Linked DNA regions of Homo sapiens: all the other regions are linked to region 4. A link is a loop called in an ENCODE intact Hi-C map of the cell type or tissue named here. Cell type or tissue: OCI-LY7. All regions are shown on one strand. Each heading gives the region's core, and the rest is flanking DNA. Links, peaks and the distances in the headings are about the cores only. Region 1 overlaps FOXN3 (forkhead box N3). Region 2 has its middle 77 kb from the start of FOXN3-AS1. Region 3 overlaps FOXN3 (forkhead box N3). Region 4 has its middle 190 kb from the start of EFCAB11. Region 5 overlaps FOXN3 (forkhead box N3).

Region 1 (5,973 bases), core at 688-5,687, 460 kb after region 4:
TTTTCTAGCAAAGTTCACCGGCCATCCAGCATTATCTGGTGGGCGGCCTTATTTACACACATATATATAATTGATTCCATATTCCTCTCAGACCTACAAACAGTACCCATGTTTGTTTTTAATAACCAGAATTATTTCAGCTTAAAAAAAGGTGTAGATTTACATAGACAGTCTGATGAGTGCCTCAGATTGTTCCATTAGTAACACAGAGGAGAAACAATCTTAAGAAAAACATTTTGAATTTGTGTGTGGAGGTGGAGAGAGGATTGGGTTAGTGAAATCAGAAAGCTTCCAAGTAATGATTATTACATTTAATAATAATTAGATTAGCGTTCCACAGGGACTGTTTTCTGGAAATTTTGGTAGGACAGTCACTGAGTAACACACACACTCAGAGCAACCTAGGTTTCAGGCCATTGGGTGGGACATGGCCTATTTGCTTTGTTTTGGTCGCGTTTAAAGTTAATCCAAAATCAATTTCTTTTTCAAGATTAAAATGTCACTACTCTGTCTTCCACTTCAGGCTTCTGCAAACTTTTTCTATGAAGGGTCATGTAGTAACTGTTTAGCACAAAATAGACGTACACATAAACAAGTGAGTGTGTTGTGTCCCAATAAAATGTTATTTATGGCATTGAAGTTTGAATTTCATATAATTTTCACTTGTCAAGAAATAATATTCTTCTTTTGATTCTTTTTTCCCTGACCATTACCAAATGTCAAAGCCATACTTAGCTTCCAGCTAGTACAGTTTGGTTCATAATTTGCCAACCCCCGTCCTAGTTCTGACTTTGTAGTCAGAATTTTGTCTTTTGGGGAGAAAACTCCACTTTGCATATGAAGGAGAACCAAAATGGGCCGGGCGCGGTGGCTCACGCCTGTAATCCCAGCACTTTGGAAGGCTGAGGCGGGCGGATCACGAGTTCAGGAGATTGAGACCATGCTGGCTAACACAGTGAAACCCCGTCTCTACTAAAAATACAAAAAAATTAGCCGGGCGTGGTGGTGGGCGCCTGTAGTCCCAGCTACTCAGAGGCTGAGGCAGGAGAATAGCGTGAACCCAGGAGGCGGAGCTTGCAGTGAACCGAGATGGTGCCACTGTACTCCAGCCTGGGCAACAGAGCAAGACTCCGTCTCTCCGTCTCAAAAAAAAAAAAGAGAACCAAAGTGTGTGTGTGTGTGTGTGTGCATGCGTCTGTGTGTCTGTGAGTGTGTGTGTGTGTGTTGAGCTTTTCTGTTTCTTCAGCTCCCCTCTTGGGGATGAAGCAGGGTCTCTAGACATTAGAACTCCGGTTGTTGGAGCCTGCCACCAGCAGTTTAGTGCTGATGGCAAGGAGGCTCGCCTCAGGGACTGAAAAACTCTTCTCCACACAGAGAATTCTAAATGACTCTTGAAATAGAGGGAATTGAGAATGCAGACAAAGGCAGAAACTTGAGAGGAAAGCTGCTGAGCATTATATGCACATAGCTCTGTAAGGGTTGTGAAAATGGTGGTGGTGTTCTCATAATTTCTTTGCAAATATATATGTATTTTAAAAGGCTTAGGTCTCTCAGCTGCTTCTTTTCATCCTTATTCTTAGAGAAGTAGGCAAAAGACATGCTTCCACAAATTATAAACACCTGGTTTTGTTTAGTATCCTATTGAGGGAAATTAGGAAAGTTGCAGAAACATTCAGTTTTCCTAAATTGTTTTACAAAACCTGTGACAATGCACTGCAGACATATGCATTGTATTTAGTTAGATCCGTTTAATAAGAATCATTCTTATCAGGGCACCTCCCAAATCCTTCATAAATATAAGGCTTTTAAATATTTGTCTCCTTTTATAATTAGTCTAGATTTAGCAGTGGGTCTTCCTGATTTGGGAGGAAGCATGCTTCATGGTTGCCTGGCAACAGCTAATCGTGGTATTAGGGGCCAACAAAACAGTTGGCAGAAACTGTAAATTCTTTTGTCTTGTTAACAAAAAATGATAGTTAAAGATACAGCAGTATGTTAAGTCTGTTCTGTTGTTCAAACATATAACTTACGTGATAAATTCCTATGCTAATATAACCTCAGTGTGCTGCTCAAATTTATAGCTTGTTTAGAGAACCTGCTCACTTCGTACTTGGGTCACATGTCATCTGCTCATGGTACTGAAACTCATCGGGTAGGACAGTGATGTCATAGAGGCGTCCTTTTCTCAAGGGCTCTTAAGATGAATCTGAGGTTTTTGTTGAACGATGGGTTCTGAAACATATGTGAAGCTCCAGCATAAACGTCTGAAGTCAGGATTCTGGTTCTTAAGCAGGAGCCGCGAGTTCACCATCGATGACCTCAGTTCCCATCTCCTAGTGGCCCTCAGTGGGTACAGACACCAGCACCCGGCCTGTGTGATCCGTCCTGGTGCTGGCCAGGCCTTCCTCTCGTCCCCTCCAGATCAGCCGGGCTCAGCGTAAGTTTTCTAGGACAACTTCGTAAAATGAATTCTCATTTCATAAGCAAATATAGTGTGAGTCATGCTTTGGCCACATAGAATTAAGAAGGAAGAAAAAACACTATTTATTTGGTTGGTACTTTTTTTTTTTTTTTTTTTAAGAAACTACACTGTATTCCAGATTTGTCCGCAGATCACTGTCAGCTTCCTCTCCTCTGGGTATATGTTTTTAAAGGACGTTGTCTATTATGGGTCAGGGTCCCCCGCTCCACCAGGCACTTCGGTGTGTATTTTCTCACTTAACTCCCAGCTCTGTGCAGAAGGTCTGGGAGACACCAGTGCTTAAGCCAAGTTTTATGGGGGCCAGACGAGGAGCAGCCGGGTTGAATGCCCAGGTTTTCTCTGGTTTCCAAGCCCATACTCTGCTTTATCCTTAGTTTTGGGCCCAGTTTTCAGAACACATCCAGAATCATCCATTTGCCCAGCAAACCAACATAAGGTATCAAATGAATGGCCAAGATGTTGAATGTATTTCATCCTTTGTTTCCTTGATTTCTAAAAAAACAGCCCTTAGATATTTTTAACAGAATTTTTAAAAAGCACCCCCTGTTGTCTAAGTTCTCTTTTCTATATGATCTTTGCCGCCTCTCCTGCCCCCACCTCCACCATAGTCAGAAATCTCACATCTCAACAAACATCTCTCTCCTGTCTTCACCGCGGTTCTGCTCACAGCCACTTTCCCCTTCAAACTGGACATTTTGGATTTTCCCTGCTAACCTTACCGCCCCTTCCCGCCCCTTCCCGGGCTCCAGCTCAGCAGGAAGAAATGTCGTCAGCAGAGGCTGCAAACCCAAGCCTGTCCCTTTTCAGTGGTATTTTTACTACGAGCTGAACTACTTCAGCATCATGTAAACACGCTGGAGTGTGTTCACAGCTGCCTCTCTTTTAAAGTTGAACCAGCTCAGAACTAAAAGGGGAACTGCTTTCAGGTTCTGTTCAAGTTTGCATGTGACAGCATCAAAGCTATTTTTAGCAGAGTGATCACCGGCAAGAAGCTGGAAACGGCTGCCTTCAACTATCAACAGTGGAAAGAAAGGATCATTTATGGACTGCTGCAGCTCTTGAGTCCATTTATATGGGAGACACAGGGGTGTGTAAATCTCTTCTTCAAAGTTACAAGGCGTCTTGTCCCCCATCACCTTTGCAGAGACAGGGCAGTGTTAATTTAGTGCTTGGTTGCCTGGGCTCCAAGTTAAAGTAGATACACTGATAATAGTGAATTATAGGACTGTCCTCAATGTCTGTTCTGAGAAGAAGGCGATGTATAGATGCTCAGAAACATCCATTAAACTTTTGAAGTGTTTGTATTGTTTCTTCAGTTTTCCTTTTCTTTTCTGTAGATCACCAAACTCAAGAGACAGCAGGAAACGGGAGGTAGTTATGTAAGCATCATGGCAATGAAGAGAGCATGAGTCACTTACTAGCCATGCGACCCTCATTAAGTGACTTTTCCTTTCTGAATTAAGTGTTCTTAGCTGCAAAATGAGGATCATAATACCAGCCCTATATACTTTATAGGGCTAGTTTTTTTTTTGTTTTTTTTTTTTAGCAGATGTTTATTGAACACCTACTCCATGCCAGCTCCTGGGGACATGAGCTGAATCAGATCGTCAGTGTCTTCAGAGAGCTCACAGTCTAGCTCCATAAATAACTAACTTATAATACCCTGTGTTTCATGGAAAGGAGACAGCATAAGACAGATAGGATCTGCTCTCAGCATGGAGGGAGGCAGGAAGAAGACAGGAGGAGCAGTATTTTCAAGACAGCATAAAAGTTTGCAAAGAAAACAAGGGAGTGAGGGACATTCCAAGCAGGGGCAACTGAGTAGCAATGACAGAGGTCAAAGGCGCTCTGGTGTCTCCAAGGGACCATGAGCAACTTGGTATTGTCAGAGCGAAAAAAACTAAAAGACAAGGGGTGGCAGGAGAAGCTGGAGCAAGTGGAGCCAATTGTTTAGTGCTAAAGAACCTGGAAGTGGCACAGGTCACAGGGAGCCAGGAGTCATTTTGAGCACACGATTGACTGGATTATACACAAATTAAAGTGGAGTCATTGCTAGCAAAAGTCCCTGAATCTGTGTATATGAAGTGGTAGCAGTTTAGTGCAGGCAAAGAATGCCCTACACATAAAGTGTCCTCCCTGGAAAGGCTAAGCTGTAGCACAGTACTAAAACTTGGTGGCCTGTGACTCCTTTGAACAATGCCTTTGAAGAGGGCGGAGGTGGGCAGCCTTTGAAGAGGGTGGAGGTGGACAGAGAAGGGCAGATGAAAGGGAGAGAAGTAGCATACCTTCTCAGACCCGATTGGTACTGGGCTCTGCAAGTGGCTTTGGAGGATAAGTCACATCCTTCAGGAGCTTTCAGGCCAGGTAGCATTGAAGAGGAAGGCACGAGCCTTGGCAGCGGTGTGTGGCCTGTGTGTGCTCAGGGGACTTGCAAAGGTGAGCCCAATGACCCAGCACCAAGAAGCACAGCCCATGTGTGTGAGTCAGTTTCCTCCAAAGGTTTCAGGAGGCTAAGGTTTTTCGGGTTATGTTTAAAGCTTCAATTGTGTGGTCCTCTTTATTCGCCATAGGAATTCAAAGAAGAGGGAAGCACAGAACAAAACAAAGTAAAACAAAGCAAAACCCTCACAATCATACGTAACTGTTTACACCCAGAAAGAAAGGTGCTGAGAAGGCATGGTGTGCTACCACATTTTGTAAAGCTTGATGGACACACCCTCATAGTTACATAACTATGGCCAAGAAGTGACATTACTCTTTTGAAACTATGTTCTCTTCGAATTTAATGCTATCATGGAAGTTCAGCAACATTATTTGCCTCAGTTCACTTCCAGGAGAGGAATAGATGTTTCTATAGTTTTTCTCGAAGCATCGAATGGGTATTAGGTACTAGGTGTGTAAGAATCAGTTTCTTCGGCTCCAGCCCATGTGATGGTGGAAGAAAACCAACGCACTTGGCCTTCCCAACCATTTCGTTTTGGGTTTTCCTGAGCTACACTATGTGGGGAGGGACTGAGAGAGGGACACGTGGGACAGTTTGCGAACAGCAGAGAGTCACAAGCAAGGAAAAGGTTGGTACAGGTGGTGAGGGAGGTGGCCAGAGGTCACCGGGAAAGGAGTGAGTAGACAGGGTACCTTTGAGGTCGGGCCGGGCCTTTCTGCTCAGTTGGAAGTATCAGGACAAAGACATGGTTAAGGCGCTGATGCCCATCACAGTACTTTGTTGCCTTGGGAGACAGAAGAGATTACTTTTTGGAATTTTTTTTTTATTTTGAGACAGAGTCTCACTCTGTAGCCCAGGCTGGAGTGCAGTGGCATGATCTCGGCCCACTGCAACCTCTGCCTCCCGGGTTCAAGCAGTTCTCCTACCTCAGCCTCCCAAGCAGCTGGGATTACAGGAGCCTGCCACTGCACCCAGGTAATTTTTGTATATTTAGTAGAGACGGGCTTTCACCATGATGGCCAGTCTGGTCTTGAACTCCTGACCTCGT
Region 2 (5,973 bases), core at 613-5,612, 270 kb after region 4:
AGCTGAGATTGCGTCATTGCACTCCAGCCTGGGAGATAGAGCAAGACTCCATCTCAAAAAAAAGAAAGAAGATTCTGACACATGCTACAACATGGATGAACCTGGAGGACATTACACTGAGTGAAATAAGCCAGTCACAAAAAGGCAAATATTCCGTGGTTCCACTTTTATGAGGTAGAAGAGTCAAAATCATAGAGACAAAGTAGAATGAAGGCTACCAAGGGCTGGGGTCGGGGGAATGGAGAATGGGGAGTGATTGTGTGCTAGGTACAGAGTTGTAGAGATGGATGGTGGTGATGGTTGCATGTCATTATGAATATATTTAATACCACTGAACTATACACTTAAAAGTGGTTAAGATGGTAAATGTTATGTCATCTGTATTTTACCACAATAAAAACATTGCGGGGTGTAGGGGGATGACAGCCAGCATCTGGAATGGCTTACTTCCTTAGGGAGGCTAAATATAATAATTACTGCTGCTCCCAATCCCCCTTTCACTTCCAAAGCCCAAGGACCCCCCCAGGTATCTTTCCACTCCAGGGCCCTCTCTGAGGAGTGGTGTCAGGACTTGGGCTGGCACTCCTGGGAAGGAAGGTGGCGCGGGGTGTAGTGAGCAGGCTGAGATGATCTGCTCTGGGAGCGCTTGCTGCACTCCTAAAGCCTTGGGAGAAGAAATGGGTGGGTGAGGTCAAAGAGGAGGATTTGCCTAACTTCCACCACCAGCCATAGTTAATCCCCAAACCAATTAATCTGATACTTAGTATCTATCCTTTTATAACTATTGTTAACTCTAGTCAAGTACTCTTTTTTTGAGACGGAGTTTTGCTCTTGTTGCCCAGGCTGTAGTGTAATGGTGCCATCTCAGCTCACTGCAACCTCCGCCTCCCGGGTTCAAGAGATTCGCCTGCCTCAGCCTCCCGAGTAGCTGGGATTACAGGTGCCTGCCACCACACCCAGCTAATTTTTGAATTTTTAGTAGAGACGGGATTTTACCACGTTGGCCAAGCTGTTCTCGAGCTCCTGACCTCATGATCCACCCGCTTCAGCCTCCTAAAGTGCTGGGATTACAGGCAGCCAACTGCATTGTGAGCATGCTTAGGAGCAGCACGGCCCCTATAGAGAACATCGGATCAGGTGACCTAAGCAAGGTCTGACACTTACCTTGTGGCCTAGGACCAGTTGCTGATTTTTGGAGCCTCAGTGTATCTTCTGTGAAATGAGATTGGTGATACCTACCAAGTTAATTCGTGGAACTCTCATGAGAGTCAAATGAAATAACCTATGTCAAAATGCTTTGTGATACTAGAGGAATGTAAGGGCATTGATAATGGCAGAGATTTGAACTTGAAGCAAATAAGAGGCAGAAATGTAAAGTTAATGGAAGGGACTGCAGTTTTCATTGCTGTGGTTCTGCCTCTGAAGTTTATGAGTACTGGTTGTGATTAGTTAAAGGGTAATCCTTACCTGCCCTGCTAATACTTGAAGACTAGGTTTTCTACTGGACCCTAACATCTTTTTGAGATTGCTTTTAAAAAGTGATGAATTTCTTTAACCAGTAAGGTGTGTATATATCCATTTTCTGTTCTGCTTTATTTTAGGAATGAATTTATTATTATTATCATAGTAAATAGCCAAGCATGATTCAATTTAGGAAAATAACAGGAAAAGTTTGCTCATCTTTTCTAGGCTAATTTTGCCATAATCCCCACAAATAAAGTAGTGGTTTCTTTAAAATATGCCAGTTCAGGGTCACAGAGCTGCACTTTTAAAGCCTACAAGTGATTATTTAGTGCGAAAATTGTATTCAAGTGAAACACATCAGCATGCAAATCTAAAACGTGGCCATTTTCATCTAGATTGAATATTATTAACCAGCCCAAGGGATATGATGTAATTAAGATTTTGAACAGCTTACTTTTGTCTACCGTGATGAATATTACCCCAATATTTAAAGCGGCTTACCAGTTGAATAATGAGAAGGTGGCCCAGTGCACCAATAACCATACATTTTGGCTTTTAGGTGCAGTGAATGAGTTTGACTTTTCTTCACAGGTCCAAGCATTGATAAGGACAGAGATATGAACTTGAAGCAAAAAAGAGAATGTTCAAATTCCAGGAAAATCACAATTCCTTTCTGAATAATGGCAGATTTCCATGTCATTGCCTACTCACTCATTTTAATACCTTCTTGCATGGGTTTAGGAATAAAGACCAAGTGGGGACAGATGAATCCCTTGTTAAGGGTTTATGCTTTTGCCTAATTAAAACTATTGGGTTTATAGCCTGCTAATGCAGCTCTACTTGGAAGGGAGAACAACTCTTAGCTTGGATCCACTTCAGAAAGTTTGCAAGGCCTCCCTCTGCCTTTCAGAGAACTGAGAAGGTACATTTCTGATAGCATCTTTCTTCTGGTGCCATTCCAGGATAACTGTTCTTAGGGGAGACAAGATGCTCACCTTTTCTGTCCTTCCCACACCATTTTAAAAGAAAGACAAAGTTCTTTATTTCTCCCAGGAGAAGTTCAGGAAAGGATCCATTGCAGAGCTGCACCACCTTAAGCAGACAGCCCAGCCGGCAGGCTAGGTTGGTACCACGGCTCATTTCAGCCATCCGTATTTTCAGGTGTACCATATGTATTTAGTACATCATTTGATAATGCTAAAAAAATATTAAAGCAGTGTGAGACTAAAGGAGAAAGAAGATGAATGTTAGCATTCCCCTGGGGTTCATGGGTGAAGGAATTAACACAGCGTGGCACTCTACCCTAGCTGTGTTTGTTTCCATGGCAACAGCTACGTACATGTTTCAGACTATCTACAGTGACACAGTTGCAGAAATAGTAGCTTGCAGGTTTCTGATATCGCATCAGTGGACAGGCGGCATGCACTATATTAAGTAAGTGTAAAAGAATTTAAAATATAGCTCTGGATTCAGATGTGTATTAGCTCAACTGAACGATGTGTCGGGGGTTGCGGCATTCCCCTTCTGCACGATGGCAAAATCTGGGCAAAGTTGAAAGTTGCAAGATTCCAGTCAAACAATTGTCCTTGCTTGGGTAAATATCCTCAAATGAAAAAAAATGTGAGTTACAAAGGTAAGAAAATGGCCTTGGCAGATGACATATCAAAGAAGGATATTGTTAATGAAGCTATTTTTTTTTTTTTTGGAGGGGGGTAGAGATGGATAAGAAATGAAAGCTTTGGTTGGAAATAGCTGAGTCTTAAAGCAAATCGAATGTGCAACAGAATCTTTTTAACAGCTGCTGAGTTTATGGCAACTAAGGTCTTTGAATGTATCACTGTAGAAATTGCTTTTATATCAGAATGATCAGGTGAGGAGCAGAGAGGTTGATTAGGTGTGCGGTTAAGGGGAAATCGGGGCTCCATTGTCTTTTCTGAAAGCTTATGTAAATATCTCATTCTCTCCAAGCTGACCCTGGTTTGTCTTTGACATTTGCTGCTACTTTTTAGTACCATTTGCTGGTATCTGTGTTGATCTCATGCTGCCACATTGTAACCTTATATGACTTCAGTGTTGGTTACAGAGCAACCAAGTAAAGATGATAGACTTTGTAAGTGTGTGACTTTGCAACCAAATTGTGCAGTAATTTCGGAGGAGTGTTCAAATGAGTATTTATTTGCCTGCTAGACCCCTACTTTTGAATAGCAGCCTAGGTATTAGGTTAATGGATTTCAATGTGCACGTTATGATTGTGGGAGCTTTCAAGTATGTTGTAGTGCAATTTACACTGAGTTTTTAATGTCAAAAAATTTTTTTATTTATGCCCATTATTCGATTTAAGCCTGCATTTACCTCATAGTTTTATTATTCGTGTATCAGTGAAGAGAATGTAAAATGGCATGGTAATTTAAGCTAATCTATTCATTTGAAGAAGGTTAGTTTTCCGACCATAGGTGGACTTTTAGAAAAAGCGATGCAGACAGCTCTTTGGGCTGTATGAGACTATTTTTTTATGTGCACAGGGAACTATCTACAGTATGTACTGCATATTATTCTTTATAGTCATTATTTGATCAGATGTTAAGAGAATACCTCTGAGGCGCTCGGAGTTTCTGAGCACCCACGCATGTGGAGGGCCAGGACAGGTTTTGGATTATAAACCAGGGACTTGAACCCTGGAATGTACCACACCCCAGTGGGTAGATACAATGTGCCTTTCTAAATAAGTTGATAAATGAAATGAATGTTGAAGCTTTCCATATATGCCCATGTGTAGTCTGAGCAATCCAGAGATGGGAATTGAAATTTGTGTCTTCTATGGGGGTTGTTTTTTGGTTTTATTTTATTTTGTTGAGACAGGGTCTCACTTTGTCGCCCAGGCCAGAGTGCAGCGGTGCTATCTCGCCCTACTGCAACCTCTGCCTCTTGGGCTCTAGCGATCCTTCTGCCTCAGTTTCCCAAGTAGCCGGGACAACAGGCACATACCACCATGCCCAACTAAAAGACCTCACTATATTTTCCAGGCTGGTCTTAAACTCCTGGGCTCAAGCCATCCTCTCGCCTCAGCCTCCCAAAGTGCTGAGATTATAGGTGCGGACCTTGGGAAACTTTTTAATGGTGGCTCATACCGAAGGCAGCTCCATTCTCAGAGGACGAGCTGCTCTGCCCACTTGTACCCCCAACTTCAGTGGAGTTTTAAGACCCATCTTTGGGGTGGGTGGGAGGGCAGACCTCTGTCCCCATGCCCTGGCTTGCCTGGTGTGTGCCCCATGTATCCTGGGACTTCTCTGTGTGAAAGCTGCATGATCCCACGTGTGCTTGGCCCCCCCAGGCTGAGGGGACCAAATAGCATTGGTAGGAGAGAGTTTACATAACGTTCTGTTATTGTGTTTGAAGGACCTTGGAAAACTTGGGCTCAATAACCTGGGACTCTGACACTGGAGAACAAAAAAGTTTCAGTGAACTACTTGGATGACTAGTTCAACTTTTGTTTTTTGGGGAGTGCTGGAGCAGGCCTTTCCAACAGTCAGGACGTTTGTGTATGTTTTTCATCATACAGAAATATTTTCCAGTGTAGAAACAAACCAAAACAAAACACCCGTCTATGCTATTTTAACTCTTTTGTAAGAATAGAAAAACACATGAACCTAAATGTAAAGCGCTAGGCTGAACTCGTCATTGGAATGTGAAATCTTGGCAGTACTTAGAGGAAACTCAATCGCTTCCATTCAAAGGGCCAGGAAATTGATTTAGAAAAAATAAAATAAATTTGAGGGATTCCCAAATAGTGGCAAGGTGGAATGACTAAGAGAAGCATGAAGGTACAGACGGATCTTATTCCCAGTCATAAATGGTGGTAAAATGGTCCGAATAAACCTCCCGAGGCAGAGCTCATCTGGAGTCTCCATTGCCCAGAACTTCTGAAGATTCCCAGAGACCACAGGATGAAAGGTTGGCATCCAGGGCTTTCCACTTTGAGTTTCTTTCCAGCTTCTCGTCTCACTGTGTTTTCTTTTCCTTGGGCATCCTGTGCCCCTGTCCATGGGTCCTGAATTCTGTGCCCTGACCATACTTGAAAGCACATAGGCATTTGCTCTCACCGTTACCTCTGTCCAGATGCCTATAGTCCCATCTTTGCTTTGCAAGGCCCAGCTTAAATTCTGCTTCCTCTGTAAAACCTTACAGATCTCCCCCTTTCATTGAAATGATTTCTCCATCCTCCGCGTTCACTTAACCATTTATTTGTCAATGATCATAGCACATATTGCATTGTATTAAGGTTAGCAGTGGCCGGGAGCAGTGGCTCACGCCTGTAATCCCAGCACTTTGGGAGGCTGAGGCGGGAAGATCACCTGAGGTCGGGAGTTCGAGACCAGCCTGACCAATGTGGAAAAACCCCGTCTCTACTTAAAAAAAAAAAAACAAAAAACAAAATTAGCCAGGTGTGGTGGCGCATGCCTGTAATCCCAGCTGAGGCAGGAGAATCGCTTGAACCCGGGAGGCGGAGGC
Region 3 (5,973 bases), core at 276-5,275, 430 kb after region 4:
AGGTTCAAGTGATTCTTCTCCCTCAGCCTCCGAGTAGCTGGGATTACAGGCACCCATCACCACACCTGACTAATTTCTGTATTTTTAGTAGAGACGAGGTTTCACCATGTTGGCCAGGCTGGTCTTGCACTCCTGACCTCAGATGATCTACCCACTTCGGCCTCCCAAAGTGCTGGGATTACAGGCGTGAGCCACCGCGCCCAGCCGGCTGCATACCAGTTTGGCCCTTATATATATGGTTTTGTATTGTGAGGAATCTTTTTATACTTTATGTTCTGTGCTTTCCCCTAGATTTAAGATCTGTGAAAACCAGGACTGTTTGCAAGTTCTCCTGGTGCTATAAACTTCACATGTAGGTGTTATTCAAAATATATTATTTATCAATGATTTCTCTTAGAATGCATAGCATAGATTATAAGAGTAGTGAAAAATATTTTCCTTTAGTTGCTCTGGGATGCCAGAAATCATTGGCTACCCTCCTCCCCTTTACAGTCACAAGTCCAGATGTTTGGAGGGGGAGGGAGAAGCTGGACTCTATGAAAGACAATTTAGCAATTTTGCAGTGTTGGTGTTTCTGACCTTCCATCTACTTCCCCATCTGTCTGCCAAGGTCCGAGTGTCCCTCTGGGTATGCACGAGGCCAGACTGTTTGGACCTGGTCATTCTTCAAGCCTAAGACAGGCTGCCCAGGGATAGAAAGGTTATAAATTCCAGGCTGTTGACTCCAAGGCACCAAATATTGTCACAGGAGGAAACTTTTTTGCAGCTGCTGTAGAAAATGTAAATGTGGCTGGGCACGGTGGCTCACGCCTGTAACCCCAGCACTTTGGGAGGCTGAGGCAGGCAGATCACCTGAGGTCAGGAGTTCAAGACCAGCCTGGCCAACATGGTGAAACCCCATCCCTACTAAAAATACAAAAATTAGCTGGGCTTGGTGACACGTGCCTGTAATTCCAGCTACTCAGGAGGCTGAGGCAGGAGAATTGCTTGAACCTAGGAGGCAGAGGTTGCAGTGAGCTGAGATTGTGCCACTGCACTCTAGCCTGGTGACAGAGCAAGACTCCGTCTCAAAAAAAAAAAAGAAAAGAAAAGAGAATGCAAATGTGCTGACGGTGGTGCAGGCCAGGAATTGCTCCAGCTTTGTCTTGTTCATTATTCCTTTGAAAAGAAGCCTCCCTCTGCTCCTCTGTACATTTCTGCGGAACTGGCACTTGAAAGGTAAGGCGCCGGAGCTCTCCCTGCCCCAGTCATAATGGGAAAAGTTTTCACCCCAGGCCAGCCCAAACACTCAATTGTGTTCTTTCTCTACCAGATACATAATCCGTGTTTAAATCTCTTGGCAGTCACTCATTAGTTTTTTTCCCCTACATTCTTTTCTTCTTTGATGAGAACAAAGCCCGGCTCCTCCCAGCTCCCAATCTTGCTTTTCTCTCCCAGGAAATCTCCCTGTCGCACTTTGATCCCATAGGAAGAAAGTCACCCAAATGCTATCCTTCTCTACCTGCTAAAAGAGGAAGATCGCAATTCTTTGTACTACCAAATCTGTGTGCAGAACTCACAAATCTGTGGTGCCAGAGGTCCTGATTTTTCTGGAGGCATTCTGGCGGCATACCATGGCCTGACTACCTAAGGACCCCTCTCTTGGGCACCTCCCCCTCCCTGATTTTTAATGGATTGTTCTTGAGAAAGGAAGGATTGGACATACGGTGACTCCAATGGAATTTTATTCTTATTAAAGCCCTTTGAAGTTCCCTCTTTCTAACACCACCCTTTCTTACCCTCACCCCTTAGATGTGGCATGTTCCATCATCAGAGTTGTTGAAGTTAAAGTTATAGGAAAACCAACCTGAATTTCTCTAATACAACTCTTTGATGTAGAGTAAAACAAAAATCTATTTCCATCCGATATTCTAGGCTTCTAAGAAATGAACTATGAAAGTAAGCTGTTTAGCACTATAGGACTGTAAAGAATTTTAAATTTATTTTATTCCATCTGCTTTGGACTCCAAACCATTCTGGATTTTGATTGAGAGGCAGAAAACCAAGCATTTATTGGGCACCTACTGTGTGTCAGACTTGGTATACAGACAGCATGTGAGAGGCTATCACGTGCCTATAAAGAGCAGGTCACACAGCTTGCAGATGGCTGAGCTGGGACCTGAGCCGGCCTCATCTGACTGTTCTGACCCCATAGCCTGAGTTCTTCTCAAGGTAATTTGCCACCTTGTGGTCACTGTCTTCTGCAGAAACATTCTTCGATGAGCTTTGGAAAGGAAGAATGACATATCACTTGTTAAAAAGGAATTTAGGGTTTGTAGCATAGTGAGAGTAAGAGAGATGGGAGGTGAGAGTTCCTGCCATTGGAAACTGGCAATGGTGAGGAAACAATGACAATTAGAGGGAGAGCCATGGAAATTGATGGGGGAGGCGTGGGGAGGAAGCAGAGAGGATTCTGTGTGGATGGATGAATGGATGGATGGATGGATGGATGGATGGATGGAGGCACCGTTAGGAGAATGGGGAAGGGGTGACTAAGGATTATGAATGTGTGTGTGTGTGTGTGTGTGTGTGTGTGTGTGTAAGGATCACTTCTGTTTTAGACAAAATCGAAAAGCGAATGTAGGGTGGGGAGAATCACACAATATTTTAGGGATTATTTATACGTTTGTTTAATAAGAAAAAAAGAGAGTCAAACCTCACCATATTATAAAGCTTTCTTGCCCATGAATTCTTCTTAGAGCAAATGAGGGTTTCCTCTTGTTTTGTTCCTCTTAAACTCTCAGTCATTTTGGGAATAAATGTCTATACTTCAGCTATCTTTCTAATCATTTCTTATATGTATTTGTTTTTGATATGTCTGTAGGGAGAACTGACAAGGACTCTCACCATCTTTTGAATTTAGTTTTTTTAAAAAAAATTATTGTTGTTAGAGCAACATATTTTGTTAACATTCTTTAAAAATGAAAATCTCTCTAACCACCGTCCTGAATCTCTAATATTGTACACAGTAAATATTTGTGAAATAAAAATGAATAGATATAATTAGCATCCTTTTATTTGATATTGAAGTCATAAAATGGATTAAAGACACAGGGTTAATTTTATTTTGTTAAGGAACAAGCAGTGAAGATTCTTCCAAAAATGCCTGGCTGATTTCTGGTTGACCCAAGTGTATAAAAATTAAGCTCTAAATAATTATCAAAATAGTGTCTGTAAATAGCATATTTGCTGAGGCAAGACTTAGATCGTAGGAATGATGAGCACTGTTGGTCATTTTGGCTGTGCCAAGTTCAATAGACCACTTGTGGCCAAACGCTACATGTGAGGATGTTTTCAGTAATCTAAGCAGGTGTAGGAATGACACTCAGTTTGAGAGACTCAACTGAAAGTAATGTGCTGGACCACTGAGTTGTTTTACAATTAGTCTTGGAAAACTTGGGGGTTTTTGGTCCTTCTGTGCCCCCAGCTTTATTGAAATATAATTGATGAATAAAAATTGTGGATATTTAAGGCGTACAGTGTGATGTTGTGATACACACATTGTAAAATGATTACCACAGTTTAACATATCTATTACCTCATATAGTTACCATTTGTGTGTGTGTGTGTGTGTGTGTGTGTGTGTGTGTGTGTGTGTGTGATATGAAAATAGTTAAGTTCTACTCTTTTTCAGGTCTGTAATCCCAGCACTTGGGGAGGCTGAGGCGGGCAGATCATGGGGTCAGGAGTTCAAGACCAGCCTGGCCAAGATGGTGAAACCCCATCTCTACTAAAAATACAAAAATTAGCTGGGTGTGGTGGTGCACGCCTGTAATCCCAGCTACTGGGGCGGCTGAGGCAGGGAATTGCTTGAACCTGCGAGGCGGAGGTTGCAGTGAGCTGAGATCGCACCATTGCACTCCAGCCTGGGTGACGGAGCAAGATTCTGTCTCAAAACAAGGAGCAAGATTCTGTCTCAAAACAAAACAAACAAAGAACAAAACAAAACAAAACAAATCTACTCTTTTATTAGCAAATTTAAAGTATAAAATACAGTATTATTAACTGTAGTCTCTGTGCTGTAAATTAGGTCTCTAGGGCTTTTATTTTATTTTATTTTATTTTATGTTTGATGAAGTCTTGTTCTCTCACCCAGGCTGGAGTGCAGTGGCATGATCTTGGCTCACTGCAATCTCCACCTCCCAGGTTCAAGCCATTCTCCTGCTCCAGCCTCTCGAATAGCTGAGACTACAGGTGTGCACCACCACACTTGGCTAATTTTTGTATTTTTAGTAGAGACAGGGTTTTGCCATGTTGGCCAGGCTGGTCTCAAACTCCTGACCTCAGGTGATCCACCTGCCTCATCCTCCCAAAGTGCTGGGATTACAGGCGTGAGCCACCACATCCAGCCAACTTACTCATTTTATAACTGCAAGTTTTTACCCTTTGACCAACATCATCTCGTTTCCCCCAGCCCGCCTCACTCCCCAACCCCAACCCCTGGTAACCACCCTTCTATTCTCTGTTTCTGTGAGTTTGCCTTTTTAAAATTCCATATATAAGTGAGATCATGTGCTATTTGTGTTTCTGTGTCTGGCTTGTTTCATGTAGCATGATGTCCTCTAGGTCCATCCATGCTGTCAAAAATGGCAGGATTTCCTTCTTTTCTAAGGTCAAGTAATATTCCTTTGTGTGTGTGTGTGTGTGTGTGTATACCACATTTATATACATATATATATATATATATATATATATATATATATATATATATACACACCACATTTTCTTCATTAATTTATCTGTCAGTGGACACTTTGGTTGTTTCCATATTTTGGCTATTGTGAATAATGCTGCAATGAAATTGAGAGTGCCATGCAGATATAGTATCTCTTTGAAATAGTGACTTTATTTCCTTTGGATATATACCCAGAAGTGGAATTGCTGGATCTTATGGGGGTTCTGTTTTTTTTTTTTTTTTTTTTTTTTTTTAATAGTCTCTCTGTGTTCACCCAGGCTGGAGTGCAGTTGGCGCCATCTCGGCTCACTGCAACCTCTGTCAAGCGATTCTCATGCCTCAGCCTCCCAGTTAGCTGGGATTACAGGCAGGCGCCACCATGCCTGGCTAATTGTTTTGTATTTTTAGTAGAGATGTGGTTTCACCATGTTGGCCAGGCTGGTCTCGAGCTTCTGACCTCAGGTGATCTGCAAGTGCTGGGATTACAGGCATGAGCCACCACACCCAGCTGTTCTGTTTTTAATACTCTAAGGAACCTCCATACTGTTCTTCGTAATAGGTGCTGAGCCTTTTTTTTTTTTCTTTTGAGACGGAGTCTCGCTCTCTCACCCAGGCTGGAGTGCAGTGGCGCGATCTTGGCTCACTGCAACCTCTGCCCTCTGAGTTCAAGTGATTCTCCTGCCTCAGCCTCCCGAGTAGCTGGGATTACAGGTGCCTGCTAATTTTTTTTTGTATTTTTATTAGAGACGGGGTTTCACCATCTTGGCCAGGCTGGTCTTGAACTCCTGACCTCGTGATCCACCTGCCTCGGCTTCCCAAGTGCTGGGATTACAGGCGTGAGCCACCGAGCCCGGCCTGGTGCTGAACCAAATTACATTTCCACCAACAAGGTATTAGAGTTTCCTTTTCTCCATGTCCTCACCAGTACAGACAGTCTTTCTGATAGTAGCCATTCTTACAGATGTGAGGTGGTATCTCATTGTGGCTTTATTTGCATTTCCCTGATGATTAGTGATGTTGAGCACCTTTTCATATACCTGCTGGATATTTGTGTGTCTTCTTTAGAAAAATGTTTATTCAGGTTCTTTACCCATTTTTAAACTGGGTTATTTGTGGGATTTGTTTAGTTTTTTGTTTTGTTTTGTTTTGCTGTTGAGTTGTATGAGTGCCTTTCTATTGTGGATATTAACTCTTTATTGGATATGTGCTTTGCAAGTATTTTCTCCGTCCTGTAGGTTGCCTTTTTCATTTTGTAGACT
Region 4 (5,973 bases), core at 370-5,369:
TCAGGGTTGGGGTAGAACAGCTTGTAATTTTAATATACATTTATTGATTCTAAAACTGTCTAGTGTTAGGATTTTAGGAATATATTTTTATGAGGATTCAAGTAGCATAATAATTTTCCAACCAGCCATGCTAGCAGAGCCAAGGGCTCAATTCTTTAGGACAGGGGTCGGTCCTTTTATCTGTAAACATCCTGTGCTGTTGGCTGGGTTCAGGTGTATGGTAACTGGCTTGACCTTAAAAGGCGCTGGAGGTGATGGTGGTGACTATGCTACTGCTGCTGCTGATAGCAACTATTGATCTCACAGGTGAGGCCAACTGCAGTATAAACCCCATCCTCTTTATTCTAAGGAACCATTACACTCTCTGTGTATGATGGATGATTGTTTGATGACGGTTAGATCAGATCAGAGATTTATTGTTTCCTACTTGTCGGTGATGTAATGATGACTTTAGGCACAAAGTTCTTTTCATTGATAGGCAAGTTTGCCCCTTTAAGCAGGGAGTGGGAGATGTCCTCGTGTTTGGTTTAGGCTGGGTCTCTCCAGACCAGTTTGTCTTTAGAGCCCATTGGAAGCAGTACAGCAGCTCAGTATCTGTTGTCTGTTCCCACGGTGGCTAGCGGGGATGGGGCTTATCATTTCTATGAGAACTGTAATGAATCATATAGGGGGAATCCTGACTTGAGGCGAATAGAGGCACACAATTAGTTAATTGCATCGATTTTACTGGTGGATTGCTCCCTATCTCAGTTCCCACACATTGCTATGTAGCTTGCAGTGTCTCTTATGGTGGGAATACACTTCTCTGCTCCATTGATATTGGACTTGGCACCATGACTTGCTCTGGCTAATGAGATGCAAGCGGAAGGGAGTCTGTGCGGGTAGGAGCTGAAGCTTTGGAGGCTTCACCCTTGCTTTCTTTCTCATTTATTCCTTTCCCTCTTCCATGGGAATGGCATGTCCCCGATGGGCACCGCTCTTTCAGCCTGGGCTGTCACATGCAATGTGAGTGAGAAATACATACTTGTTATTGTGAGCCACTGAGATGTTAGGAGCACTTGTTACAACATGTAACCTAGTGAAAGCTGACTGATACAAATGGTCACTTATTGTCCTGGTCATTCTGGTGAAAAATGGTCCAACCCTTAAACATGTGGCTATAGACTGAGCTTGTAACAACTCTACCCAAGAAAAACATCCTAAATCGAAGAAAATGAATGAACTACAGTCAGATTAAACCAACAATAACAAGAAGCCAATTTCGTATATCAAATTTGCAAGGGCTATAAAAATAATAGTATTAGAAAGAGTATACCAGAAACAAGCATTCTTAGACATTGTTAGTGGAAGTATAATTAGAACCACAGTGCTGGAGATAAATTCAGGAGCAATACTGATACCAATAATAGATGGTATTTATAGAGTGCCTTTATGTGCCAGGTTCTACTATTTTAAGTTTTTTTTGTTTTTTTTTTGTTTTGTTTTTTTTTAGAGGGAGTCTCGCTCTGTCACTCAGGCTGGAGTGCGGTGGCGCAATCTCGGCTCACTGCAATCTCCGCCTCCTGGGTTCATGCCATTCTCCTGCCTCAGCCTCCCGAGTAGCTGGGACTACAGGCGTCTGCCACCACACCTGGCTAATTTTTTGTATTTTTAATAGAGACGGGGTTTCACCGTGTTAGCCAGGATGGTCTCAATCTCCTGACCTCGTCATCTGCCCACTTCTGTCTCCCAAAGTGCTGGGATTACAGGTGTGAGCCACTGTGCCCAGCCTACTATTTTAAGTTTTATTGACCTTACTTGAATTAATAAAATTGATTTACATGTACTAACGTAATTCTTGTAATCATCTTGTAGGGAAGGTATTATTCTTAAAAATATATATATTTCAAAACCCTTAAAAATGTTTCTTTGCTCTTTGACGCACATCTGGGAGTTTATCCTAAGGAAATAATTACAGATGAGGTGAAAAAGCTTTATCTAAGAATGTTCGTGGCAGAATCGTTCATAATTGTGAAACTCAGAAGCAATATAAACATCCAGAAAATTGGAATCTTTTAAAAAAGTTGAACGCTTTAAAAGAGATATAAAAATATATGGTGGACATGAGAAGACTTTTATTTCCATTAAGTAAAAAAAGCAGCACTTTTTTTTTTTAGTGGCAGGGCACAGTGGCTCACACCTATAATCCCAGCACTTTGGGAAGCCGAGGCAGGGGGACCACTTGAGGTCAGGAGTTCGAGACCAGCCTGGCCAACGTAGTGAAACCCTGTCTTTACTAAAAATAAAAAAAAAATTAGCCGGGTGTGGTGGTATGCACCTGTAGTTCCAGCTGCTAGGGCGGCTGAGGCAGGAGAATCATTTGAACCCAGGAGGCAGAGATTGTGGTGAGCCGAGATCGCGCCACTGCCCTCCAGCCTGGGTGACAAGAGTGAAACTTCGTCTCAAAAATATATATAAAATAAAATTAAAAGTAAAATAATTTAAAAAAGCAGTTTAGTGAAAAATGCAGTGTAGACCTGCATTGTGTAATACAATAGCCACCAGCAACGTGAGCACTTAAAATGTGACTAGTCTGGGCCAGGCACAGTGGCTCATGCCTATAATCCCAGCACTTTGGGAGGCTGAGGTGGGTGGACCACCTAAGGTCGGAATTCGAGACCAGCCTGACCAACATGGAGAAACCCAGTCTCTACTAAAAATACAAAATTAGCCGGGCGTGGTGGCACGTGCCTGTAATCCCAGCTACTCGGGAGGCTGAGGCAGGAGAATCGCTTGAACCTGAGAGGAGGAGGTTGTGGTAAGCTGAGATTGTGCCACTGCACTCTAGCCTGGGCAATGAGAGCAAAACTCCGTCTCAAAAAAAAAAAAAAAAATGTGACTAGTCTGAATTGAGAAGTGCTGTAAGTGAAGACTTAATATGGAAATAAAAGAATATAACAATATTTCATTAATTTTTATGTTGATTCAAGGTTGAAATGATAATATTTGGGGCATATTACTAACATTAATTTCCCCTGCTTTTTTTGTACTTTAAAAAAATGTGGCTACTAGAAAAACTTGAAATTTCATATGTGGCTCATATTTATTTTAGGACTTGTGACCACACAGTTTCTGTTACAACTGCTCACTTGCGTTGTAAGTCAAAGCAGCCATAGATGACATAGAAATGAATGGACATCTCCGTGTTCTAATAAAACTTTATTTATAAAAACAGGTAGCCAACCAGGAGGGCAGTAGTTTGCTTAACCGTGGTCTAGACCAGAGTTTCCTAACCTTGGGCCTTTTGACATTTGGGGCTAGGTAATTTGTTGTTGTTGAGGGCTGGCCTGTGCGTTTTAGGATGTTTAGCAGTATCTCTGGCCTCAACCACTAGATGCCAGTATCACCACCTGCCCCAGTTTTGACAACCTAAAATGTCTGCAGACATTGCTGAATGTCTTCTGTGGGGGAAAAATCACCCTGATTGAGAACCACTGGTCTAGCTCATATGATTTTATTTCCGAGAAAACAAAAATTGTGTGCATGTGTAGTGTTCTGGATGGGTACACACCAAGGTGCAGGAGTTACGTGTTTGGTTTTTTTCCCCATCTTTTCATTTTTTGCATTTTCTAAATTAAGCATAGGTTATTTAATATGTAAAAAGGAACAATCGTGGGGCTGCATGTGGTAACTCGGGCCTGTAGTCCCAGCTACTTGGGAGGCTGAGATGGGAGGATCGCTTGAGCCCAGGTGTTCCAGATGCTTCTGGGCAACATAGAGACCCCATTGCAAAAAAAGTAGGGGGATGGGGCAAATAAATAAATAAAACAATTGTGTAGACAAAGAAAGCCAAAAAGACAAAGATAAAATGAGACTCAGAAAGAAATCCACGTGTAGAAAAGAAAGTGAGAGTTGGGGGAGAATGCTACTTCATCCCCAAAAGACAAGTTCTCTACTTGGCCAGGCCCTCAACTGCCACTCCAAGATGTAATATCAAGGGCAGCAGATGTGGTTGGGCCAATGATCTCTGGGTTGATTATGGGTTTGGAAAAATACATCGGCCACACTGGAGTAGGCAGGCCCTCGCCTGGTGTGGTGTAACTATTTACCAAAAGGAAGCAGGCTTGATTTTGATGTACACACCACACCTCCTCAGGTGTAAGGCACACTGGGACCTCCACTGCTTGAGTCCACCAGGGAAAGGAGGAAGTAAGGAGTTAGACAAGATTTCAGAATGAAAAATTGAAACGCTGACTGCACTGAACTACTTCTCACAAAAGCCCAGGCAGTAACATTTTAGCAACTAAAAAATCAGTGCCAATTTACTGATATTTAAAATTCATGTTATTATAAATCAATTATTATTATAAGTAACTTTACTTTGTGCTTGCCATGCACCGGGCAGTGTACCTCATTTAATCTTCCATAATCTTCCTTATAGTGCTGAAAGGTAGGTGCTGTGCTTAGGATAGTTTTCCAGTTGTGGAACCCAGAGCTCGGAGATGGTAAGTTATATGCCTAAGTCCCACAGCTAGCAAGAGATGGAACCAAGGCTGTAGGCCACTCTCTGAGTTGACAAGTCATGCCCTTGTGATCTAAACTACAAGGGTGTACATTTTCTCTTGGGATTCAAGTTCTTATTTTGAAAGAAAAATACATAGCTCCTAAGAATTATGGTTTTTTGGAATTAGTCCTTTCCAGGAAAAAAAAGACTTTGCTCACTGTCATCATTGGTGAGAAGCTAATAAGCATGTCAAGTTCAGGTGTAGTTTGAGCAACTCAGTGAAGAGGTAGAGAGAGGTGAGGCAAAGATCTAGGCAGGAAGTGACCCTGAAAGCTGGGTGGCCTGATACTGGGATCTGGGTGGTGGGTCCATCAGAAAAGGGCCCCAGCCAGTGTCTGGAGAGATTGAGGGCATGACAGAGAGAGACTAGACTCCATAGAGAGGGCACTGGCAAGAGCTGGACAGGCCGCCATCATGGAAGAGGGGTGCTGGGAGGGAAACTGATTCAGAAGTACAATTCTCTGGTATGCAGGCACAGAAGTGCCAAGCAGCAGTCCTACAGCATGACCATGGACATTAACTCACTGACTGCTCTGTGTGGGAGTCGGTCAGCTCCAGAGCGGGGGTGAGGTGGCAGATGAAGGGTAGAGGTGATGCCAGGTGTCTGGAGTAGGGGAGGCAGGTGTGGCAGAAGCTGTGGATGGCCCCCAATGCCTGTTCTTCCCTTCTGCCTTGGTACTAGAGCTCCCAAATTTTATGAATAACTGGGCACATGGCCACCAACCTCCCTTGCAGCTCAGTGTGACCATGCCCTTCTTCTCCTACTATCCTTCCTCTGGTAGGGATGCAATGGCTGGAACTCCAGCAGCCATTTGAGACCATGAGGTGGGTTTGGCATGGTGGCTCATGCCTGTAATCCCAGCATTTTGGGACAGCAAGGTGGGAGGATAACTTGAGGCCAGGAGTCGAGACCAGCCTGGGCAACCAAAGTATAAATGCATCTACAGAAATTGTTGGTCCACACAGTGTCATAAGAATTTTGAAGGCCAGGCGTGGTGGTGGCTCATGCTTGTCAGCCCAGCAGTTTGGGAGGCTGAGATGGGAAGATCACTTGAGCCCAGGAGTTTGAGAACAACCTAGGTAACATAGCAAGAGCCCGACTCTACAAAAAATAAATAAATAAATAAACTAGGTATGGGGGTGTGTGCCTGTAGTCCTAGCTACGTTGGAGGCTGAGGTGGGAGGATTGCTTGAGCCAGGAGGTTGAGGCTGCACTACAGTGAGCTATAACTGAGCCACTGCACTGCAGCCTGGGTGACAGAGTGACATCCTGTCTCACAAAAAAAAAAAAAAAAAAAAAGACCATGAGGTGGGTACTCTTGTGATTGGTGGAGCGAGAACATGGAGACTGGCTTCCTAGTGTTTGCAAAACTGCCAGATACCAGGACAGTCTCCCCTCTGCTCACTTCCAGACTTGGTTTCTACTAGAC
Region 5 (5,973 bases), core at 642-5,641, 590 kb after region 4:
CATTAATCCTTTGGTTGCGAGCTACTAGTCTGATTTTTACTTACCAGATTATCTTTCTGTCTGTCTTACTCTCTGGGTATCTTTTTCTGTCTCTGTTTCCCCGTGTGTGTGTGCACGTGTGTGTGTGCATGTCTGTATGTGCAGGTGTACGTACGTGTCTGCATGTGTGTGTGTGTGCGCGTGCATGACTGTGTGAGTGTGTGTCTGTGCATGTCTGTGTGACTGTGTGTGTGTGTGTGTATGTGCACGTGTGTGTGTGTGTTTCTCTCTGTCTCTGCCCTCTGTCTCTCTCTCTCTCTTATTGGTCTATCCAGAATTTCTGACTTGGAACGGAAATCTTCACAGTTGAATTCACGTGCGGTGTCTTTCTCCCCTTTGCTTTTTCAGTTCCTCCAGGAGTGATCCAAAATGGAGCGCGGGTCCTGAGCCGAGGGCTGTTTCCTGGCGTGCGGCCGCTGCCAATCACTCCCATTGGGGTGACAGCGGCCATGAGGTAAGTGGGGAGTGCGCTGGGCAGAGCCAGCCTGGGGAGTGGGAAGGGCAGCTTTCTGTCCACGGGGTCCCTTCTGGAGACAGAGAGGAGCTGCTTCGAACTAGTGACAGCAATAAACCTGGTTTGCGTGCTCAGAAATGTGAAAGTAACCCCAAGAACTCCCAATCCAAATGCCCCCTTCTCTTTCTCGGGCCACCAGATGATCCTGGTCTCTTTACAGATGAGGAGATGGAGGCAAGTTAAGTTTTTTATTCTAAGAAGGCAGGGTAAGAGGTGGGCAGAAGAAAACAGAAGGCAGGATATTAATTGGATTCTAGGCTAACGGGCCTAGCGCAAGACCCAGTCCTGTCCCTCCCCTGTCCTGTGACTCTGGGCTCAGTTCCTTCATCTGTGAAACTCCTGCCTCCTACCAGGGGTTGCGGGGAAAATCAAATGCAAAATCAGATGTGAGGCGAGCTTTGGTACGTGGTCTATAAATAGCAGGTGGCATCATTCCCCTGCTTCCAAGAATGAGGCCAGCTGCCAAACCGCATGAACCCTTCCTTGGGACATTTCTCTCCTCCATGCTCTCCATCTCCACTGTCAGCCCCGGATCAGGGTCCACCGCCAGCCTGCGGCCCTCATAGGCACCATTGGCGGAGCCTCCTCCCATCCGCCAGCTGCTTCTACACCCACTCCTGCCCATCCATCCACCACTGCCAGACCAGTTTCCTAACTCCGTGCCCCTCTAGCTGTCTGCAGAAGCACCTTCTGTGACTGCCCCTGCATCACCCTGATAGTCCTTCCTTCTCCTCGAGCCAAATGTGTTCCCCAAATATGCCCAGTATTGGCCCATCTTATTCATACAGTTTTGTCTGCATAGATTCCCCTCACCCTCATATGTAAGGCAGCACGTCCTTCAAAATCTGACACAAAAGATGATCCCTTCCCAATGCTTTTTTTAATGTGGTCTGGGAACCAGCATCAGAGAAACTTCTCTTTGCCGTGAACCGATTAGCCCCATGCTTTAGCCCTTCAATGAGTGACCCTGTATGGTAGCAGTTTCTCTGTGTGTCCCTTTCTGTCCTGGGTGCTTTGTGTCCTGAGGATGAGGGCTAGCTCTCAATCAGTTGTCTGATGCCGCATCACTATTGCATGTGCCAGGTCCTGGTTGCTTGTTTAGAAAAAGCCTGTCTCACTGAGCTGCATCCCTTGAAGGTACCATCCCTCTCCTTCTGCGTTTACGGATCAAGTTTGCACCTGAAGGCCATTTTGCTTTCATAGTGTTTCATGTCCAAAAGGAAACCAACCCAGAAAGTGTGTTTAGCTGGGCCTGAGGGAGAAGCAAGGTCAAACTCCCCTGCCGCGTGCAGCTTCTCCACGAGCTTGTCTTTTAACTCCTCCTGCTGTTGTCAGGACAAGTCGCATAATCTTCAGAGCAAAGGTCTATAGGTTCTGATAAGATGGGAAGTTGTTAGCAATTAGAATAGCAACAAATTATAAAACCACTTATCATTTCTACTAATCTGACAAGGGGATATTTTCCAAAAATACATGGAAAGGTTTTTCTTGTACCTCCCCGGTATCTTTCCTGGCTACTCTCAGGTCAATAATTCTTGAGTTCCTAAGTGGTAAGCCTCTTTCCATGAAGCCAAAATTCCAATGCTCTTACCTCACATTTATGAAAAAGACATACTCTGTTTTTCATTCTTTCTTAAAATCTTTCCTGTGTTGCCTCATAGTTTACCTTCTTGGTTGAGAAGACTTGGAGACTGTGAACTATTTTTGCTTGGAGCAACAATGTATTTTTATTAGCAGATTCTAAATATAGACTTACAGTTTATCCTCTTGACCATTTTTTTTAGTGCCTTCAAGAGTAGCTTTCACTATGGGCCCAGCCATACCTTATAGAAGGGCACAGAAAAGCCAGGCGGACAACAGGTGGACCTTCAACAGGAGCCGCCTTCTCATTTTAATTCTTACTCTCATGGCATTTATGATGACAAATTTTACTGATTAGTTCCCTCTTGAGGTGTTATTTCAACTACCGATGGTTTCTTTCTAGTTAGAGAATAACAAAGCACTGCAGCAAACAGTCTTGTTTCTGTTGAAAGTTGCCACTCATGCAGTCCACTGAGTGCCTCAGCTGGGCTCCTTCCAGAGTAAAAGAAAACAAGACAGCCTCTGAGCCAAACTTGTGTATCAGACAGGTTCAGTAGGGAGACAGAAACCACACCAAGTAATTGAACAGAGAGACTTTAATGTTAACCAGGGCTGGGTGTGGTGGCTCATGCCTATAATCTCAGCACTTTGGGAGGCTGAGGCAGGAGGATCACTTGAGGCCAGGAGTTCAAGACCAGCCTGAGCAACATAGGGAGATCCCAGCTCTACAAAAAGTTTAAAAATTCGCCGAGGCCGGGCACATTGGCTCACGCCTGTAATCCCAACACTGAGAGGCTCCGGCGGGTGGATCACTTGAGCTCAGGAATTTGAGACCAGCCTGGGCAACATGGCGAAAACTTATCTCTATTTAAAAAAAAAAAAAAAATGACCTGGGCATGGTGGCACACACCTGTGACCTAGCCACTCTGGAGGCTGAGGTGGGAGGATCCCTTGAGCCTGGGAGGTCAAGACTGCAGTGAGCCGAGATTACTCCACTGCACTCCAGCCTGGGTGACAGAGTGAGACCATGTAAAAATCAAAATGATTAGAAAGAAAGCAAAGCTGTGAACCAGGTAGGAAGTTATTAACTAGGTAACTGAAAGGGTAAAAGATGACTCAGGGTATCATGGAGAGAGTCATTGCAGGAGGCAGCTACCACCTCTAGGGTTGACGGAACAAAGGGAAGAGGTTGGAATGATCACCCCATGGAGCTGAAACTCACCTTTGCGTGGGGGGCAGGGACTAGGAAGCAGCCTCTGATGGTGCTGGTGCCCCTAAGGGAACACAGTTCTGCAAGTGCTGGAAAAACTGCAAACTGGGTTTGGCACCTCCGAGAATGAATGCTGCTGCTGAGGTACAGAGGCATTGCTGGGTGGCACAAGAACAGGAAACAGGCAGGAGCCAGTTCTATCTTTCTCCACCACCTTCTCAGTCTCTCTATGGCACCCCCTGGTGGCGGAGCCTCACATGGAACCCAGTGGTAAAGTCCAGCCCCAGCCCCAGCCCCAGCCCCAGCCCCAGTTTGGGAAACAGAGTAGAAGGGTGGGTTTGAGACTGAGTGGCAATAGCTTTGTAATGGCACAGCTTGCTTCATCTCTGTCCACTACAAAAGGATGTATAGTCTAATTAAGGAGTGACTTTCCTGAGCATCATAGGAGTTTTGAACAAAATCATTTTGGTAAAATGTGAAACCATAGTTTGCAGAAGCTAGGCAAGTTACGATTTGCATAAACAGATAACCAGTAAAGAGGCCGGGCACGATGGCTCACACCTGTAATCCCAGCACTTTGGGAGGCCGAGGCAGGCAGATCACCTGAGGTCAGGAGTTCAAGACCAGCCTGGCCAACATGGTGAAACATCATCTCTACTAAAAGTACAAAAATTAGCTGGGTGTGATGGTATGTGCCTGCAGTCCCAGCTACTCAGGAGGCTGAGATGGGAGAATCGCCTGAACCCAGGAGGTGGAGGTTGCAGTGAGCCGAAATTGTGCCATTGCACTCCAGCCTGGGCAACAGGGCAAGACTCTGTCAAAAAAAAAAAAAAAAAAAAAGAAAGAAAGAGAGAGAGAGATAACCAGTAAAGAAAACCATTGTGCATTAGCAGTTAATTGTCCAAATACCAATTCTGAACTTGCCCCCCTCAGTTTTAAGGGAAATTAGGGGAAGAGGGGTAGTAAGCTCTGGAACATTAGGGGTACTTGCTTGTAGTATCTTTGCCCTCTTTTTGTAGGGCAGGTAGTAGACACTGAGATGCTTTTGGAAAGAAGGAACACAAACATAGCTATGGAGGCATCTGCCTAATCAGTGTCTGTGTAAAACCCATTAAGAAGTGCTTGGGGAAAAACATCTTGTTTTGCATTTTCACATTCATCATAATTTTAACATTTTTAATTTGGCCACATGTCAGTGGAACCCAAACTCAGCCAAGGCTAAAAAGGAAAGCAGTGCAGTGGAGACTAGAACAACACAGAATGTTATCTCCCAGACCACGTGGCAGTGCCCAAGTATTCTGTGTGTGCTCAGATGTTTACAGGGGTTGCTGCCCCAGTCTGTTCAGCTGGGGCCCAGGGAGGGCGGGAGAGTCATTAGCACCCACTAAAGACCAATTTCCCACTCTCTTTTGTGTGACAGGTTTTCCTTGTGAATCTAAGCGACTTCTCCTTAAGTGAAAATATTTGTCTTTCAGGGATTTTTTTTTCCTCCACAGAGTGGCAAAGGCCATGTTTGTTTGTCTTAACTCTGAAACTGTTATTGACATAGATGAAGTGTTACTTTTATTAGCTGATCATTACACAGCTTCTATTTGCCAGGTTCCTTTGCATATAATTATGATGTGAAATCTCCTTGTAAGAGTATCTGTCAATAGTGTAATTGACTTTACGGTGTTGACTTTTTACTCAATAACCTCCAAGATTGGCCCATCCTTAGACGTTGGAAACCTGCTTATTTTTAAATTTGCCTGGGCGTCAAGTCCTCAAGACACATCATCCTCAAAATAACTACTCACACATCTTAAAGTTTTATGCCTGTGTCTTCGGCTGCTTTCCCAGGAAAATCCCTTGCAGAGATTGCATTGAATGGAACCCATGATGGATAGCCCTGGGAGAGCTGTTGCTGGCCTTCTTGGGAAGGAGGAGTCCCAGGTTTCTTACATTCACAGCATCGTGGGCTGTCCCACACCCTGGGTTGGGTCACAGCAACCTCCCTGGATCTCAGCCACCTTGCTTTTAACCTTTAGGGCTCTTTTTGATCCCTACATGCCTCATCAGGTGGCAGAAAAGAATGACATGTCCAGGGCTCGCTGGAGGATTGGGAAAAAGCTGATGTGGGGAAGGCCTGTTCTGTAGCAACTGAACCAACAAAATACGTACGTGAACTCAGGAACCACATTTCCTCGGTCCATCTCCTGCAGCCGTGTGACCTCAGGGAAGTGCCCATGGGCTTCTCAAGAGGAAACGTGTGTCTGCCTCATGTGTTATTTGGATTCACACACAGCTGTGTGCCCAGCACATAGTCAGCATTCTGTAGGTGTTTGATAAATAAGTAACATGGAAAGCCTCATGGATTCACCTAGCCTGTCTCTCACAGACCTTCCCAGGTTTCCTTCCTGAGCACTGGAACCTCAGGTACCCCAAAACCTTAGGAGAAGGCTTAAATTAAATTCATGCCACCTTTCAGCACAGAGTACATTTGTTGGCAAAGCCATTGGCTTTGAAGAGTGCTGGCCATAATCTGGACTACAAGTCTAGATCACCCTATTTGTTGCCAAATTATATGAGAGTTTCATCCAATCACCGTCTAAGGCTGCTTAATTTTATTTGGATCTCCAGCAACCTCAAG

The links. A loop is a pair of places that touch in the nucleus more often than their neighbours do. Peaks named below come from ENCODE experiments on the same cell type or tissue, not always from the same donor. Only the 100,000 strongest peaks of a DNase experiment are listed, where the experiment ranks them.
Region 1: it touches region 4 in a loop (6-fold over the local background); 2 of 110 quality-filtered maps call a loop at or near these places.
Region 2: a loop joins it to region 4, with 4 times the contacts of the local background. A loop is called at or near these places in 2 of 110 quality-filtered maps.
Region 3: it touches region 4 in a loop (10-fold over the local background); 9 of 110 quality-filtered maps call a loop at or near these places.
Region 5: a loop joins it to region 4, with 5 times the contacts of the local background. A loop is called at or near these places in 29 of 110 quality-filtered maps.

What each region holds. Positions count from the first base shown.
Region 1 is chr14:89,301,550-89,307,522 of GRCh38, reverse strand. All of the region lies in intron 3 of FOXN3 (forkhead box N3), which reads left to right. Among named protein-coding and RNA genes, the nearest start is that of FOXN3-AS3, 46 kb to the left of the region's middle. RefSeq lists enhancers at 2,165-2,434, 3,348-3,547, 3,648-3,707, 3,738-3,807. In OCI-LY7, for the core only: no CTCF peak of the experiment used is centred there; DNase peaks (open chromatin) are centred at 1,892, 2,242, 3,392, 3,862 and 1 weaker place; H3K4me3 peaks cover 3,515 bases; H3K27ac peaks cover 4,491 bases.
Region 2 is chr14:89,491,055-89,497,027 of GRCh38, reverse strand. It overlaps a transcript of FOXN3 not described here. Among named protein-coding and RNA genes, the nearest start is that of FOXN3-AS1, 77 kb to the right of the region's middle. In OCI-LY7, for the core only: no CTCF peak of the experiment used is centred there; a DNase peak (open chromatin) is centred at 2,787; H3K4me3 peaks cover 1,503 bases; H3K27ac peaks cover 1,031 bases.
Region 3 is chr14:89,332,745-89,338,717 of GRCh38, reverse strand. The region is part of intron 3 of FOXN3 (forkhead box N3); the gene reads left to right. Among named protein-coding and RNA genes, the nearest start is that of FOXN3-AS3, 15 kb to the left of the region's middle. In OCI-LY7, for the core only: a CTCF peak has its summit at 2,240 (motif pointing left); a DNase peak (open chromatin) is centred at 2,197; H3K27ac peaks cover 458 bases.
Region 4 is chr14:89,765,364-89,771,336 of GRCh38, reverse strand. No RefSeq gene overlaps it. Among named protein-coding and RNA genes, the nearest start is that of EFCAB11, 190 kb to the left of the region's middle. RefSeq lists enhancers at 3,046-3,095, 3,885-4,154. In OCI-LY7, for the core only: CTCF peaks have their summits at 3,170 and 3,374 (motif pointing right); a DNase peak (open chromatin) is centred at 3,386; H3K27ac peaks cover 569 bases.
Region 5 is chr14:89,175,221-89,181,193 of GRCh38, reverse strand. It overlaps FOXN3 (forkhead box N3), which reads left to right. Exons shown (of 6, transcript NM_005197.4): 5 at 388-493. Among named protein-coding and RNA genes, the nearest start is that of FOXN3-AS3, 170 kb to the left of the region's middle. RefSeq lists an enhancer at 5,496-5,973. In OCI-LY7, for the core only: CTCF peaks have their summits at 3,379 and 3,581 (motif pointing left); a DNase peak (open chromatin) is centred at 3,553.